2 separate regions of the Homo sapiens genome follow, and region 1 is linked to region 2. Evidence: read pairs that join two places in POLR2A ChIA-PET (ENCODE). Cell type or tissue: PC-9. All regions are shown on one strand. Links, peaks and the distances in the headings refer to the core of each region. The heading gives the core; the rest is flanking DNA. Region 1 holds the start of LOC107987016 (a long non-coding RNA gene). Region 2 overlaps TTLL11 (tubulin tyrosine ligase like 11).

The links. ChIA-PET counts read pairs that join two places held together with the same protein. Peaks named below come from ENCODE experiments on the same cell type or tissue, not always from the same donor. Only the 100,000 strongest peaks of a DNase experiment are listed, where the experiment ranks them.
Region 1: POLR2A ChIA-PET joins it to region 2 with 7 read pairs; 1 of 35 experiments calls an interaction of 5 or more read pairs at or near these places.

What each region holds. Positions count from the first base shown.
Region 1 is chr9:121,563,378-121,567,764 of GRCh38, reverse strand. It overlaps LOC107987016 (a long non-coding RNA gene), which reads left to right and starts at 781. Exons shown (of 2, transcript XR_001746560.2): 1 at 781-914. It also overlaps a transcript of DAB2IP not described here. In PC-9, for the core only: no CTCF peak of the experiment used is centred there; DNase peaks (open chromatin) are centred at 2,694 and 3,504.
Region 2 is chr9:121,944,020-121,948,406 of GRCh38, reverse strand. All of the region lies in intron 6 of TTLL11 (tubulin tyrosine ligase like 11), which reads left to right. Among named protein-coding and RNA genes, the nearest start is that of TTLL11, 150 kb to the left of the region's middle. In PC-9, for the core only: no CTCF peak of the experiment used is centred there; DNase peaks (open chromatin) are centred at 2,366 and 3,516; H3K27ac peaks cover 1,379 bases.

The sequences.
Region 1 (4,387 bases), core at 290-4,289, 380 kb after region 2:
ACTTTTCCCCCAATAATGCATGCAGAGCTTCCAGTGGCCTGGGCAGCTCTCCGGTGGCAGCCACTGGGGCCCTGTCACACGGGGAGTGCTTTCAGCATGAGCCCTGGCCTTTAATTACAAGGTATGTTCCTGTTGCCTCTTCCATCTATATTTATCCGCAGGATCGCACTAATTGAATTCCCCACAGCACAGGGCAGGCCTGGCGAACAGCGAGGTAGGCAGACAGGCAGGGGGGCTGCAAAACTTCCTTCCTTTCCTTCTTGGCCAGGAGCAAAACAGAAGCAGCTGAGAAACTCTCTCTCCCTCCCCTGGACCTTGTCAATGCCTGGAGTCTGAGGGGCTGCCCGCTCCAGGGACCCTCCAGCCCTGAGTCTCATAGCCCAACGCACCCATGCCCACCCATGGGTCCCAAGACCAGACAGTGCCCAGATGCCTGACTGCCTCCCTGCTTCAACTCAGATTCCTATAGCAGAGAAAAGTCTGTTGAGCAGAGAGGCTGAAACCCCCAACTCTGCACTTTGCTGGCACCGTCTTACCGTAGGAGTCGTCTTGGTCCAGAAGGGAGTCGGGCTCCATGGCGTGTGGGCCCCCAGCCCCTGGCCCCACCTGATTTATGAACCGAGGCTGTCTCCATGAGCGTCTGGGTTCCTCCTTTTGTATTCCATCTGGCGGCTTTTCCAACTAGATGACTGGGTATTCCTGCAAGCAGGCCCCTTTCCAGCCCTCGCCTTCATACAGTACATTTAAAGTAGCAGTAACCTCTTTTTCCTCCCCCCGCAGCCTGGCTGGAAACATTAGAAGGGACTGAGGCAGCGAGATGTCTAAAATAGGAAGACGCCGGGACGGTTGGCCTGGCTGCCCGTGATGCTGGCTGCGGGGATCTGGCCCGGCTGTGCAGATGGAAAAGCTAAGAGGTGAGGCTGAGACGGGCTTAGCATCTGGAAGCCGGCTCTGGGGCCCAGGGGGTTTGCAGGAAGCGGGGAGCCCAGCCCCCCAGGGGAGGGGTTGGGGGGTCTGCTCTGTTTACCCCCAGTGCCCAAACCCCAAGGGCTTCTCCCAGGCCCTGCTGGAACCTCCCACTCAAATCTGTTCTACAGACATTTCCCGCAGTGTGGGGGATGCAGAAATTGACTCATCCATCCATTCAGTTAGTCACTAAATGTTTTTTGAGCATCTAGTCTGCACCAGACACCGTGCCCGGTGCTGAGTTTGCAGCAGGGAGCGAGGCACAGTGCCTGGCTTCTTGGAGCTCACAGGAAAGCAGGTCATTGCAGCGCAGTGTGTGGTGCAAGAGCTGCAGGAACAGAGAAGGGGCGCCTCACCTGGATGGAAGAGGTGGTCGGGGAAGGCCTCCTGGAGGAATGGGCACGTAAGCTGGGGCCTAAAGGACGAGAAGGAGTTAGCCAGGTACAGAAGGAGGGAGTGACCTGTGCAATAGCCCTGAGGTGAAAGGGTGCGTGGGGCGTTCAGTGCCCCCCCGAATAAGTTCCAGGTGGTTGGAGTAGAGCAAATGATGCGAGGCTGGTGAGAGATGGGACGGGGGAGCCAGGGAGAGAGGCAGGAGTGGGTTGGACAGAGCCTTTGGGGATGACTCCAGGCCTGCCTGGAGGAGGGTCTGTGAGAATGACATGATCCGGATTGTCCTCTGGGAAGGCCTCCCTGGTGACCTTGTAAAAGAGGGGAAGCCACCAGGGGAGAGGGAGATGCAGGCTCCACGGCCACAGCTGTAGGAACCCTGGGTGCTATTTATTAAGCAGGCACCAGAGGTGAGCACCATTTCAAGTATTTGCCCACATTGTCTCATACATTCCTCACTATGGTCCCTTCCAGGAGAAACTCTGGTTCTCCTATTTTACAGACGGGGACAATGCAGTTTAGAGAGGTGATGTGACTTGACCAAGGCCACAGTTGTGAGTGACCACCAGGGCAGGTCTGGACCCCAGAGAGTGCACAGCCTTGGTGCTGGGATGGTGGGGAGGACAAAGATGCATCTCAATCAATCTGCATTCAATCTGCATCTCCTAGGCGGGCGTGGTGGCTCACACCTGTAATCCCAGCACTTTGGGAGGCTGAGGCGTGCGGATCACCTGAGGTCAGGAGTTAGAGACCAGCCTGGCCAACATGGTGAACCCCCATATCTCTACTAAAAATACAAAAAATTAGCCTGGTGTGGCGATGCGTGCCTGTAATTCCAGCTACTTGGGAGGCTGAGGCAGGAGAATCACTTATATCCGGGAGGCGGAGGTTGCAGTGAGCCAAGATCGTGCCACTGCACTCCAGCCTGGGCGACAGAGCGAGAGTCCATCTCAAAAAAAAAAAAAAAAAAAAAAAATCTGCATCTTCCTCTCCCACAAGCCCACCCAAGCCACAGGGCAGTACCGTGGGCTTATGGGAGACAGCTTCATTTGGGCTCAACCAGGGAAGGCTGCCGAGAGGAGGAGGTGTTTGAACTGGGCAGAGAAAGAAGAGCAGAATTTGATGGGCCAAGCAGGGAAAAGTGAGGGCGTCCCAGTTAGAGGGAATGGCACAAGCAAAGGCGTGGAGGCAAGAAGGTAACACACAATGGAAATGACAGGTGACTGGGAGGAAGTCAGGGCTGATAAGCAGGTTTGGGCTAGATCAAGAAAGGGCCTGGAGTGCCAGCCTGGGGGTGTGGGCGTGTTCCAGAGGGTGACACACAGCCCCAGCAGGCATTTGTTCCAGGGAAATGACCTCCTTCTCAATGGCTGCCTGGGAGCTCCTGCAAGCGGCTCCCCGCAGCCTTCTTAACGCTCTGCTCTGAAAGCAGGAGAAATCCTCTATCCCCACAGCATGGCTGGAACACTAGAAGCCAAGCCTTGGTGACCTGGTTTTTGGAGACATGGCTCTGGTGCTGGGGTGGAGGAGACATTTAGAGAAGGGAGATACAGGGAGACAGGGAGTGAAGGCAGGAGGCTAACAGGAGGGTCCAGGCCAGGGGTGGCAGAGAGGTAAGAACCCACCGGGCTTGCTCCTGGCCACCCACTGCTGCCCAGAGCAGCCAGTGGCTGCTGACGTGGTTGGCCTGGCTACAGGGAGGTTCCTTCAGTCACTCGTCACCCCTCCTCCCCAACCTCGGATGACAGGGATCCCAGCTCCCAACCTCCCGCTGCCTTAATTACAGGGAGACTGGCCCTACCCAGGCTAGCTGCAGGCACCAGGCTCCCTGGCTCTAATCAGTGGGTAGGGCAGACTGGGGGTTGAGGAGGCAGAAGGGGGAAATCAGGTCCTTGGACCACTAGCCAGTGGACGGATTCAGGTCCAGGTCTCCCTAGTCCTCCAAGGCCCCAGGGGATCTGCGTGTCCATTTGTACATATGCACACGTGGTCTCTTTTCAGATAGAATGTGGTGGTTAGCAGGATGGGGCTGAAATTGACCATCTGGATTTATATCCAGGCTCTGCCACCAACTAGCTGGGTGCCACTCGGTGAGTTACTCAACTCTTGTGAGTCGCGTTGGCAGAATGGGGCTACTCAAGCCCTTACTTCAGATAGTTATTGTGCAGATGAAATGGGGTAATGTGCATCAAAGTCTTAGGGCAGGTCTGGGTGTGTCCTAAGCACTCAGTAAAGGGCACTGCTCTTCCTCATACAAATTTTATCATCTCCCCAGCTTAGTAAAGGAAGCGTGGGAGAACATGGGCCCATTTTACAGATGAGGAAACTGAGGCTCCAAAAGAAAGGACTCAACTTGAGGGTCTACATGGAGGCTCAGGATGCACCCTTCACTCGGCTGGCTGTACCCCCAGAACCTGCTGAGAGCAGAAGTAGTGGGAAGAAGATCTGGACCCCAACTCTGGCTGTGCCTCTAGGCAGTGCTGTGACCTAGGGAGAGGGTCTTGCTTCCCTGGGCCTCACTTTCTTCACCAGTCAAGGTACAGACTTGGATGACCCTGACAGTTCCCACCTCCCAATCCATTTCCCTCTTGTTATGAATTAGACATGTTTAAGTACAACCAGAGCTCCTACCCTCCAGGGATTAATCGTATTGAACATCGGGCACTAGGCTCTGCTTCCCTCCCTTTATGATAAGAGACCCATCTATTTAGTGGCTGCGTAACATTCCACCCTTTGGCTGTGTCACACCTGCTTTGAGCCAATCCCCTATTGATGGACACCTAGGTTGCTGCCAGTAGTCATGATGACAAGCAACGCTGCAAGGACTATCTTGACTGTACTTCTGTGGGCATCTGTCTACTGATCTCCTTAGGAGAAAACCCTAGACATCAACTTGCTGGGTCAAAAGGCGCCTGTGTTTGCAAAATTCCCAGTGTGGCGGCAAAGCGCGTGCAAGCCCCCTCTGTTCTTTTATTCATTCCACCAGCTGTTGTTGAGTCTGATTTTGTGCCCGGCCCTGTAGAAGGCCTGG
Region 2 (4,387 bases), core at 262-4,261:
TGTAAGAAACATTTTTTCTGTCACTGTGATATTGAGGTTCATGGTTAGTTTTCTGGTAACTACTGAATACCCGAAGACTAGAGTTCAAGTCAGTGACAATTCCCTGTCTGCCAGAAGCATTTCCATTTCTCAGAAGAGCAGCCCCAGGATCATTGCTTTGGTTCTGGTCCTGCCTGCCATGTTCCGGTTGTGTTAACTTAGGAAATGCTTTCAGCTATCTACATCTCTATGTTCTCCTCTGTAAAATAGGGATGATTGGAGCCACTTCACAGGGTTATTAAGAGGATGCAATGAGCTAATGTAGCTAAGGGCCTGGAATAGGGCTTGACATGTAATAGTTATTCAGTAAGTGTCAATTCTAGTGCCAGGTCTGAGAGTGTCTAGCTCAGTGCCTAGTTGCAGAGTAGACAGTCAGTAAATGGTAGTTTTCTTTATTCCTTTTCAATTTACAATCTCCTTCCATCCTCCAAAAGCACGGCACCAGCATAACCAGGCTTTGTAGCTATCGAGCCCTGCTGTTAGAGGAACCATGCTGGGGAGAGAAATGTCACAGTTCTTTGTTCAGTGGGGACCACTTAAAGCTGAGCTCCGCGGGGGTACTGGAGATCCTGGGGGGTAAGTAACTTCTGTTAGTCTCTCTTGTTATTCTGTAATAGGAGGCTCCCATCCAGCATTCCAATATTGAAACTCCACATATCAAGGTATCTGAGGCAGAGGTGGGCTGCCAGGTGGCTTGTTTCAGAGAACATTTTCTATTATGCTCTCTGTGGCTGAGATAGGGAGCACTTCCAGGGACCTTGTTCTACACTTGTATTTTCCTTTTTCACTGACACTAAGTGACTTTAAGTCAAATGCACCCAACCCATAGCAGCATGCAGAATGCATCTGTACCCATGTGGCATCTTGATAAAAATTACAGGTGTATATTTTTCGCACACTTGAGGTTTATCTCTCTAAACTCAAAAAGCTCTTTCAATTTTAACTATTTGGAGTTGAAATCTTCCTAAAATGCATGATACAGCTGCTTCCTGAAATTGAAGGAACATAATTTGATATTTTTTCTTTTTTCTTGGTGCCTTGGAATTAAGAGGTGTGCTGGCAAACTGGTTTCAAAAAACAAAACAAAACACTTCCTGATGGGTAGTGTTTGTCTATTTCCATGGTGTAAATATTCCCACCACAGCTAATTTCAGGCTATCAGTGGTTTTTAACAACCAGCTCAAAAGACTCCTGAATATTTATGGACAGCTTGAGCTCAGCTCTGCAAGGAAGCAGCGTAGCACTGTGGAAAGGACGTGGTTGTTAGACCTGGACATACCTGGTTTTAGTCCCCATTTTTCTGCTTGAGAGCTGGGCTACCTGGAACAGGATCTTTAATCTGAGTTTCTATGTATAAATTGAGCTAAACATGACCACACCATGAGGGATAGTGAGGACCAGAGAAGGCGGCAGAGGTCAGGGGTCCCAAGTGCTGTCAGGGCCAAGCAGGTGATCTAATGAATGGGGGTAGGCTGAGTGGGGACCCTGGAAAATCCCAGAAACAGTGGTTCTCAAGCTCAGCTGCATATTGGAACCAATAGGGAACTTCTCTGCCTGGGCTCCACCTCAGACCAATTAAACCAGAATTTCTGGGGGTGGAGCCTGAACATGGTTTTAAAAAAATTAAAAGAACACTCTTTGAAACACCAGTGATTCAAATATGCAAATCACGTTTGAGGACCACTGGTCCTGACGGACACTTGTGGGTAGTGAGCATGCCTGTCACCTCCAAAATAAGTCAGCGGGCTTAGCACACAGCAGGGGTTACAGGATAGCCTTCCCAGCCTGTTGTACTGTGTGGTAACCTGGTAACTGTTTTTTGCACAAGAACTTTTTCGTCTTCCTAAATCTTGAAGGCTGGCCCCAGGTATGATTCCCGTGGTCAAAGCCCCTGCCTCTGTAAGCCCCACCTGCTTTGCCTAGTCGGCCATGAGCTGTGGCAAAACCAGAGGGCTGTGTGCGTGTTTTGTGCCTGTGTGGATCTTAAGTGGAAACTGATGAGGTCATGCCAGGGGAAGGGGGCCCAGGAGCAAAGGATTCTGGGATTCTACCCACCATTCTCTCCCTATCTCATTCCCCAGCTCCTGTCGGCTTGTTGAGACCCCCAAGCATGCCACGCTTTTTGATGCCTCTATGCCTTTGCACATCTCACCCCCAGGCCCAGGGCACTCTGTGTGTCCACTCTGGCACAGTAGTTCCTGTATTATATTGTCATTATTAGTTTACCTGTTTGTCTTAATTCAACAAATACTTATTTAGTGCCCGTTATGAACCCAGCAGAAGGAATGCTGGATTTATGGTTTAAACATCCTGTGAGCTCTTCAAGGCTCAGAACCACATCGGATGCATTCATGCCCTTGGCATTTGGCATGGGGCCTGGCACATAGAGTTTTTTTTATATTTTCGAAAGATGGAAGGAAGGATGGGTGGATGGGAGGCGATTCTATCTTACCTCCATGTTCAGGACTGTGACTTAGAGGGATAAGTTTTTGAAAGGGTGACTTTCCAGGGAAGTGGAGTGTGTTTGTAATTTCCAGAAATTTCACAGGGAGATTCAGTTCCCATGGCAGGATTTATCCATGGTTGTTAAATTGTGGATCACTTTCTTTAAGGGACATGGACATTGACTTTTAAAATAAATTTTCTCTCCAATACTGTCCTGAATGGAATCATTAAATGTAGAGTGAGTTTGGAAAATTGTAAGTAGTTCGGTATAGATGGAAGGGGTGGTGTAGGAAGCAGAGGGAATGAATTTGGAAGGATTGGCAGGGATTTGGACTATAAAGGACCTTGAATGCCAGGTTAAGGAGCTTTAGATCTGCCCTGTGGGCAGAGAGGAGGACCTCGTGGACACTTTAGAGGAGGAATGGCAGAGGCATGCTCAGTGGGTGGGTAAGAGCATCATTGTGGTCGGCTCCTTGAACAGATCAGATCAAATCACTCTTCCTTCCGAGCAATCTCCCAATCTACCATTCCTGCCCTTGCCATTTGCATAATTTACTTTTAATTATTGCTTTCATTATTTTCACAGCCCATCCTGGCAGGAATAATCTGATACTGGGTGGAATTAAACTGATGGGACCTCAGCAAACCTCCTTTGTTCATATTATTAACCCATGTATTTTTCAGAGAAGATTTTATTAAAAGAGATCATCTGGGATTTGCTCCTAAGCTGTATTTTCCGGAGACAGCACAGCCAGCAACTGTCCCTTGCACCCGACTCCTCTCTGTGGGTACAGTTTTAAAAGCAGGTGTCACTCAGCGCTTAGGGAGCACCAGTTTCTAATTAGTTGCTTGTTAAACCACAGGCCTCCAGATTGGGCTACTAAAATTACTAGTTTATTTAGTGAAGAAACACTAATGGTATTTTTTTAACCCTGAAAACAAGCATTTCCAGTTCTTTGCTGATGCCACATTTTTCTGAGATGAATGTTATTGTTACACATTACTGTTACTATTTATGGTGCCCAGAGCAGTGTGGGTTCTTTGCAAATGTTATTATCTTGTCGATTTCTCACGGGATTTTGCAAATACTGCTTTTCCAGAAGAGGAAGCCTGGTCTCAGAGAACTGAGTCACTGCCTAAAGTCACATAGCCAGTGTGGGCCAGGCTGGAATTCAACCTGGGGCTGGCCTATGTCCTTGTTCTTTTCAATAGCTTCTTCACTGTCACTTGCTTATTGATTTCCATTTGCCAATGGACCACGCTTTATGACATAGGAATTTGTATTTTTGTTTAAAAGCATCTGGAAAATAATAAAAATAATTTGAAAATATAGCTTAAGTATATTATGTATTAAACAAAACACCATTACTGTCAATTCACTTAAAGGAACTCAATATTTTCTTTTCCTTTTTTTTTGAGATGGAGTCTCACTCTGTCACCCAGGCTGGGTGCAGTGGCGCGATCTCGGCTCACTGCAACCTCCGCCCCCTGGATTCAAGTGATTCTCCTGCCTCAGCTTCCCAAGTAGCTGAGACTACAGGTGCCTGCCACCATGCCCAGCTAATTTTTGTGTTTTTAGTGGAGGCGGGGATTCGTCATGTTGGCCGGGCTGGTCTCAAACTTCTGATCTCAAATGATCTGCCCGCCTTGGCCTCCCAAAGTGCTGAGATTACAGGCGTGAGCCACCGCACCAGGCCCGGAACTCAATATTTTCTTGCTATACTAGTGAAGTCCCAAATTCTAAAATTACCCCAAGGGCAAAAGTTTAGTCCTTCAATGATTATTCATGGTGCAACCAGCCTTCCTATGCTATTTTTATCATTTTGTTAATTTGGTCATAGTCTGTTCTTCCTTCCAGGAAAATGCAATTGTATAAAATCACTTTTGATCAGGAATTTGTAAA